2 separate regions of the Mus musculus genome follow, and region 1 is linked to region 2. A link is a contact called in ENCODE Hi-C or POLR2A ChIA-PET data. All regions are on one chromosome and are shown on one strand. Each heading gives the region's core, a stretch centred on a gene start or an enhancer-like site at or near the end of the contact. The rest is flanking DNA. Distances are from core to core; before and after follow the strand shown. Region 1 has its middle 54 kb from the start of Ubac2. Region 2 holds the start of Ubac2 (ubiquitin associated domain containing 2).

Region 1 (3,999 bases), core at 386-2,885, 54 kb before region 2:
AACAAAGTACTTATGTTTCAAAGCAAGGTGGCCTAAGCAAATGTTGAGAAGGCCCTCCCAGCAGTGGAACTGAACGGGAACTCCCAGCAGCAGGGTGCAGGAAAGTACCATGCTGGACCCAGTACAGTGCATACATAGTGAATCTGAAAGGGAAGTGTGAGGTCAGAGATGAGGTCAGAGGTGACATCTTTGACAGGAAAGCTCTCCAGGCACCACCTGTGCTCGCCACAGCCTTGCCTTCCTGGAAAGGCTGGGATGAGCTTATCTGAAACCAGAGAGGGGACATTAGTCACAATGTTTTTATCACAACCTTCCTAACATCCCAGGACATCTCAAAGAGAACTGAAGGGACTCCAGCCAGCCCAAGCATCAAACATGGCTCTGGCAGGCCTAGCCCTTCTCTTCCATTCCCCCTGCCTTGTTAAAAACCATTAGATTCCATTCCTAAAGCTAGCACCCAAGGGCTATTCCCTTATTGGGCCATTTCCTCCTCCTGAGGCTGACCACCAAGGTCCAGCCATCAAAGTATTGAAGTCTAGTAATCAGAAGACCCGTTCGGTTTACGAATTAACTTACCCAATTAAAATTAAACACCTCATCCTAACATGGGCTTTCCCCTTTTACCTTTATAAACTGCCATTTTCCCATAGGCCATGTCTGTCTCCTCTCTATCCAGAGGCAGTCCTTTGACCCTCCCTCCCCCAGGACAGATATTCCTTCCCCCACTCCCTTGTTCCCTGCCCCTTCTCTCCTGTCCTCTATCTCCTGTTGTCTTTGTCTCTGATTCCCTGCCCTCTTTCCCTCTGGGGCAAATAAATTCCTTTTTATTTGAAAACTTGGTCTTGAGCTCCTGATCCAAATGATGGACCAGGCACTGTGTTATAGACAAGAACGTTCTGCGGACAGAAACTGTAAAAGAATTATAAAAAGGCAGCAGTAAGACCAAGGAAAGGTTTGAGGGATATGGAGAACACCCTAAAGTCCAGAGAACACTCTAAAGCCAGGACCAGTCGTTCCTCCCCCCACACTCCCCCTCCCAAACCCATTTATATAAAAGTCATCTCCACCTGTTGCTGAGATGCAGGCCCTCTGAATTTCGATATTCTCTCCAGGAAGGAGGAGGCAGTCTCAGAAAGTAAGCAGAGTCATGAGCAGGGGAGAAAGAGAAGGGGGAAATCATGAGGGCCCCTTCCCATCAGTAAAACATGAAAGGAAACAGTTGCAGGAAGCTGAAACTGTCTAGCCAAAGTGCAGAGAGAGAAGTTTGGACTAGGGTGCTCTGCCTGCAAGAAACAATCATGGCTCTAGGGATGCAGTTTTCCAGTGTTTTCACCAGAGTTAGGCTTTCTGCTGATGCAGCTGCTTTGGAGTCACCCCTGCTCCCTGTAACCAACTCCCCTGCCCTGGCGTGAGTTGACCCAGTGTGTGTGTGTGTGTGTGTGTGTGTGTGTGTGTGCTCGCACGTGTGCTGCACCACCCCAAGAAAAGTCTGTCCCACAACACCTGCCCAAGCACCCAGCAGCAAACACCCTAACATTCTGTTCTCCACAGCTCAGCCTTGACTGTTCTCAAGACCAGATCACCCATTGCCAGATGGATCTTAGCTGCCCCTCCCTTCAGGCTGTTGGGCGAAGGCCAGTCTTGGCATCCCTTGCACTGGCCTGAGTCACACTGCTCATGACAGAGAACACACTTCTAGGGGAGCCTGGGATGCTTCCTGTCCCGAGTCTGTTTTGCCCTCTGACCCTCCCACCAGGCTCCCTCTGCTCATTTTCAGTGAGTCTTTCCTCTCAGAGGAGCAGGTGGAAGTCCCCGCCCCCAGCTTAAAGTTTAACCCTGCACAAGGGTTTTCTCTCTGGGGAACAGCTAAATAGTTCAGGCAGCCAGCTTCAGAAGGTGGGAGTTTCCTGTCCACTCCCAGCAGTCACATGTGTCAATTGGTGAGTCGTCAAAGCCTGGCACCACAGACCTGGTCACTGCGCATGTGCACCTCAGCGTACCTCGGGTTTGCGCCCAGGCCTTTAGACTTGTCACCCCTATTAGAACAAGATTTTACCATTCTCATGTACTCCTTGCCCACTCCAATAGTTTATGAAACAAATGGATGGATGGGTGTCTTTGCGGGCTCCCTCCAGCTAGAGGTAGCCATGGAGGCTTCGTGCTTAATGTCTTTCTACACAAGTGCCTTCTGTGCCCCGCTCCTAAACCCCGTGGCAGACGAATACTCACCCATTCCATTCCCTGGCCTTGGTTTTGCTAACGCTCAGAGTTCTCTAGTGGGAGTGAGTTGATTTTTTTTTTTTTTTTAATTTTTGTGCTTTGAGGCAGGGTGCCATAATTCTCCGGCTAGCCTCAAACCCTTACGTAGCTCAGAATGACTTTGAACTTCCGGTTCTCCTGCATCTACCTCGGATTACATTAGGATTACGCTCACAGTTTATGAAGGGCTGGAGTTGGACCCAGGGGCTCAAGCACGCTAGGCATATCCTTAGCCCCTCCCTATTGGCGCTGAGTGCCCTTTACCCATAGCAGCTGGCCTGCCACTACCTTTAGTTCCTTGACGGGTCCTTCTGTTCACTTGCAGACTTCCTGAGACTCTCAAATAAACAGCTTGCTCTTTGACTCTCTGTCCATTTCTGTGAGACTCCACGTTTAGCACACGTCAGCCACAGCAGGCATTTGGCTAATGCCCTGCAGATTATCTGATGTGGGATTTCTGCATTGCTGGGTGTGACTCTTGACTGTGAAGGCTTCTCTTGGGAACAGTCATCTTCCTGTGAAGGGGGAAAGGATTTCCAGCCACAAGTCCTGAAAAGGGATCTAAGAGATGAAATGTGAAAGGAAGGAGAAAAAAAAAGGAATTCTCTCCCTTCTGTGCCAATGTGCTTTCAGATGTGGAGTGGACTCTCAGCTCACAGGTTGGTTATGAAATCATTCACCCTGGGAAGCCAGCATGCTGCCTTTTATGGATGCTGCCGCTCAGACTGTTGTACCGGGAGTGTTTTTCCATCATGTTCTCTATAGAGTTCACAGAAAAGCCAAAAATAATATAAGATATTCAGACCGACCCTAGACAGGAGTGTAGTTTCATAAACCCTTATGATCAAAACCATCAGTGAAATAAAACCGATAGCCCCATGACCAGCATTCTCGCCCCACTCCCACCCCCTTACAGCAAGTTGGCACTGAAGTAGTGTTTTTGTGTTACCCATGAGGAAATGAGTCAGAGAAAGGACCTGCTGAAGACTCCAAAGCTGCTGAGAGAGCTAGAAGACAATGTTCTCCACCACCCTCCTCACAGGCTGAGCCTGACAGGATTTCTAACACAGCTTCAAGTCTTCCTGATGTACCATGTGGTGAATGAGAAGGGTAATAGGGAAATTAATAGAGCTATATATGGTTTGGGTCAAATGAAAATACGAAAATCAGGGGCTGGAGAGATGGCTCAGCAGTTAAGAGCACTGACTGTTCTTCCGAAGGTCCTGAGTTCAAATCCCAGCAACCACATGGTGGCTTACACCCATCTGTACCGAGATCTGCCGCCCTCTTCTGGAGTGTCTGAAGACAGCTACAGTGTACTTACATATAATAAATAAATAAGTCTTTAAAAAAAAAAAGAAAATACGAAAATCAGATTTTAAAAAAAAAATAAATTATTACTGGGAAGCTGGGTGGTGGTGGTGCACACCTTCAATTCCAGCACCCAGGAAGCAGAATTAAGCAGATCTCTGGGAGTTCAGGGCTGGCCTGGTCTACAGAGTGAGTTCCAGGACAGTTAGGGCTACACAGAGAAACCCTGTCTCAAAAAACAAAAACAAAACAAAACAAAAAAAAATGAACAGGCATTTACTTTTTGCATCACTGTGAATATTTTGGTATAATTAAATATTAGTATAATTAAATAAGGGGTGTCTATCTCCCCGGGTTGGACCCTGGGAGTCTCTGGACTCTACATCCTTTCTAAACAACAAGAGCCTCTTCGGGCAACAAGACAAGACA
Region 2 (3,804 bases), core at 1,134-3,633:
CAGAAGAGGGCATCAGATCCCATTACAGATGGTTGTGAGCCACCATGTGGTTGCTGGGATTTGAACTCAGGACCTTTGGAAGAGCAGTCGGGTGCTCTTACCCACTGAGCCATCTCACCAGCCCCCTGCCTGTTCTTTCTTATGTCCCAGGTTTGGTCCTAGCATCTACATGGTTGCTCACAACCACCAGTAACTCGTTTCAGAGGATCTGGTGTCCTCTGCTGGTCTCCTTTGACACTAGGCACACACATGGTGCACCTACATACATACAAGCAGACCCTCATACATGTTAAATAAAAATGAGCCTTTTAAAAAAACATTAGGAATACTGTTCTAAGCCACTGTCTTCCAAACTAGCCTTTATCTACTACAGATAGGAACTGTGAAGAAATCTCTGAGAATGATTAAACGCTGAAAATGTTAAAATTCTTCAATATTAACCCTGCGTGCAACTTAATCCCTTCGCTTAACACTTCTGACATAGGTAAAATATATATCTAAGTTGTCCCATATTTTGGTATCACTACTTTTTTATTATAAAAACAAAATTATGTACACTTGTTACAGAGTAAATATTTTAAAACAACAGAATGGGAAATGCTTTATTTCAGGTGCAGAACAAGACGATCAAGCCTCTTTTCACAAAATAATCTTTAATTCAAGGAGCTAATGGGTTCTCAGTAAGATTTTTGGTGACTTGGGTTGTCAGTGACTTGCACACTGGCTGTTGCTACTTCTTGGTGTTTATAAATCCAGGTGACCAGAACTGCTGCACTGATGTTCACGATACTGGAAGAGGAAAAAAAAAAGTGTTTCCTGTGGAATAATTTTCAAGAGTTTCAAGTTTTGACCACTTCATTTTTGGTATATTTCCACTCAAGTGTTTTCATTTCCTATGAGCCCTGAATTTGTGACGATTGAGTTTTCATGTTGATATCAGTCAGTATGTGCAACTGCTACAAAACTTCTGACTACTGTTCATCTCACAGCTTTCTATCTTTTCAGATTTCAGATCTTCCAAACATACTAATGTTCAACGGAATGAGGAATTTACTTCATTTCTTCCTCTCTAACCCTGATTAGATAATAACCTTTTATAGTTTATATTAGTTTACCATAAGTGGTTACTATCTATAATATATAGGACTTAAGTAGACAGGATTAAATTTCAAAACAGTAATTTAAGAGACATAATGTGACTTTGAAGCTTTCCTTAAATCTACACTATCCCCCTCGTTTCTATGTATTTAACCACTATAGGGCCATTTCTTAGATGAATCAGGCAAAAATGTCCAAATTCAACCATTCAGTTTTGACACCGGGTACTTTCCTAGGCAAACCATTTTAAGGAAGAATGCTTTTAATGCCTGGCTCAATACCCTGTGGGGATTCCCTGCGCACTTCTCTCTTTTTAGTTTGTTGTGATGTTTTGGATGAAGTATATGAAGAAAAGCTCACCCAGAGTAGGTCTGGAATTAGAAAAGCAAGCACTTAGATTAAATGGCATTTTTCCCTCCATAAAATGTCAAAGTTTAAATGGTGGCTTCTAGATTACTTGCAACTGGGGATCTGCCTTAACACGCACTTGGTCGTCCTGCAGTTCCAGTTGGTTTATCAGGCGCTGGTTAATTGGAAAACCTTACTACTCATGGATGAAAAAGAACGGGAAAGGAAAAATACACGTTTTAGCATTACTACAAAAATCGGCCGGGTCTTCTGAACACCCTTCAGTGCTCCCAGGGACCCCATAGTTTGAGAACCAGTCTTAAGTGGGCTACAGATTTTGTGGGAATCAGCTTCTGCGAAGATCATAAGGAAATAATTTTCCTGCGAAATAACTCAACTGGATGAACATACAGTCCCCCCCCCCCCCCCCAAGCCCTGGCTGTCCTGGAACTCACTCTCTAAGACCTGGCTGGCCTCGAACTCAACCTCCCAAGTGCTGGGATTAAAGGCGTGCGCCACCACTGCCCGGAACAGAAAGCTAAGTGTATTTTTAAAACTTTTTCTTCTACTAGCCGTCTTGTCCACCCTCACCCCAGCAACCCCAGGTGCTTGGTGGGTCACCGGAAGCAGACTGTTCACTGAGCGCCAAGGCCCACACGGAAGTACTGAGCATGCGTGGGACTCGCGGCCGTCTCGCCCAGTGAAAGGTCAGAGGTCTCGAGAAAGGCCTGGTGTTCTGTGGCGGAAGAACCGGCTCGCTCACGGCGCTTCACGCCGTAAGGTTCTGTACTGGGAATTCTGGCATGCGCCAAACCCGCCCCGAACTACCGGAAGCAGCTACCATCCGGCTCGCCCGCACCTACGCACTTCCTCTCTGGGAAGGAAGGGGCGGGCTCTGGCCGAGTGTGCACGCCCCACGGGCTGCGCATGCGCCTTCTTCCTGGCGGCTCCGGAGCGCCTCGCCGGGCCGACTTCGCTCGCTGGTTGACAGTGCGCCTGCGCGGTCGCTGGGGGCTCTCCACCTCTGCCTCCCCTCCCCCTGACGCCCCGCGGGGGCTCCGGGCCCGGCGGGACCATGTTCACCAGCACCGGCTCCAGTGGGCTTTGTGAGTACCGGTTCCCTCATCCTTGGGCCGCCCTTCGCTCCATTCCGAGCTCTTCCCGGACCCGGCTCGGGGCAGCGGGGGACTCGGGGTTGCAGGAGGCTGGGGGCCCCTTGCCTCCCGCGCCCGAGCCTTGTCAGTTCTTGCTCTTAGGGGGCAGCGGGCGCCGCACCCACCATAGCCCCGAGGGCCGAGGGGGTGCCACGTCCATTCCGCTCCCGGCGTCTCCCACAAGGTGCGCAGCAGCTCCTGCCCTGCTGCAGGTGGGCTGGGCAGTTAGGGTCCAGCCGGGTGCCCCGCTCATCTCGTGGCCCGGGCCCACGCACGCACTTGGCGACTCGAGTGCGGGGCTGGAAGATGTTCCCGTGGGGGCGACGCTGGAACCCTGCTCGGTTCCCTCTCCCCCTTCATTCATACAGGCTTCTTTGGGACCCACCTGATTCCTGGAACGTGTGAATTTCATCCTCCGCTCCAGAATCTGCCCCCTCAATATTAACTTCCACGTACATCTTACCCGTTGTCCTTGAAGAGTTTTTGCGAGCTGAAAAAGTGAGCGCTTTTCAGTGAAGTTAGGAAGTCACTTGGCAAGAGAATGCAAGCTTTGCTTCTGGATGCCGCTGCACTCTCCAGGAGTGTCTGCGGTGGTCAGCAGGTAGAGGGCGGAGAAGTTTATTCAACCTCCAGGCACCCCCCCCCCCCACGACATTATGTTGAGTTGACTTTAGAGAGTGGACTCTTAACTAAACAGTGTTGAGATTAGGCATTGATACACTAACAGCAAACTGTTTGAACAAGCCGCAGTTCGCAGTTTCTTTCTCTGTCGGTATTTCCCATCTCTGCGTGTGAAGTTAATGTTGCTAGAGCACAGAAGTGCCTGGCATCTCCAGATGGTACATTCTGTTGTGAACGTCATGAGCCTTTCAAAGAACACTCCTGTTACATAGTCTGAGAGCTGACTGTCAGAGCCAGCGACATAATTTAAAGTCGTCCTCACCTCTCACCGTAATCTCAGGCTTTGAAGTAGGTTTAATGTTGTTTATGATCTCCATATTTAGTACCTAATTTAAGTTATGGAAACGTTGACGTATTGGCCCCAGAATCCATCAGAACTACTAGTGAGTTGGTCTTCAAACTACTGTTTGGATGAATAAGGTAGTGTGGCTTTCCTAGGGTTACACTATGTGGGTGGATCTGTCAACAGCAGATTTCTTCGATTTTAGTTGTTCTCAGCATCTTGAGGCACCCTTTTGTACCA

The links. Hi-C counts contacts between places; a loop is a spot of excess contacts on that map. ChIA-PET counts read pairs that join two places held with the same protein, here RNA polymerase II (POLR2A).
Region 1: POLR2A ChIA-PET joins it to region 2 with 18 read pairs in Patski. The contact joins the enhancer-like site here to the promoter of Ubac2 in region 2. A Hi-C loop is called at or near these places in 1 of 37 maps with a recorded cell type or tissue (T-helper 17 cell). POLR2A ChIA-PET finds 5 or more read pairs at or near these places in 1 of 5 experiments (Patski).

What each region holds. Positions count from the first base shown.
Region 1 is chr14:121,823,087-121,827,085 of GRCm38, forward strand. No RefSeq gene overlaps it. Among named protein-coding and RNA genes, the nearest start is that of Ubac2, 54 kb to the right of the region's middle. Within about 2 kb of position 1,636, at least 1 of the 3 ENCODE cell types and tissues checked has a DNase peak (open chromatin) inside an H3K27ac peak, as active enhancers do.
Region 2 is chr14:121,876,223-121,880,026 of GRCm38, forward strand. Ubac2 (ubiquitin associated domain containing 2) reads left to right here and starts at 2,384. Exons shown (of 9, transcript NM_026861.2): 1 at 2,384-2,552. The coding sequence starts at 2,522. It overlaps 1810041H14Rik (RIKEN cDNA 1810041H14 gene), which reads right to left and starts at 3,186. Exons shown (of 2, transcript NR_130999.1): 1 at 2,986-3,186; 2 at 637-789.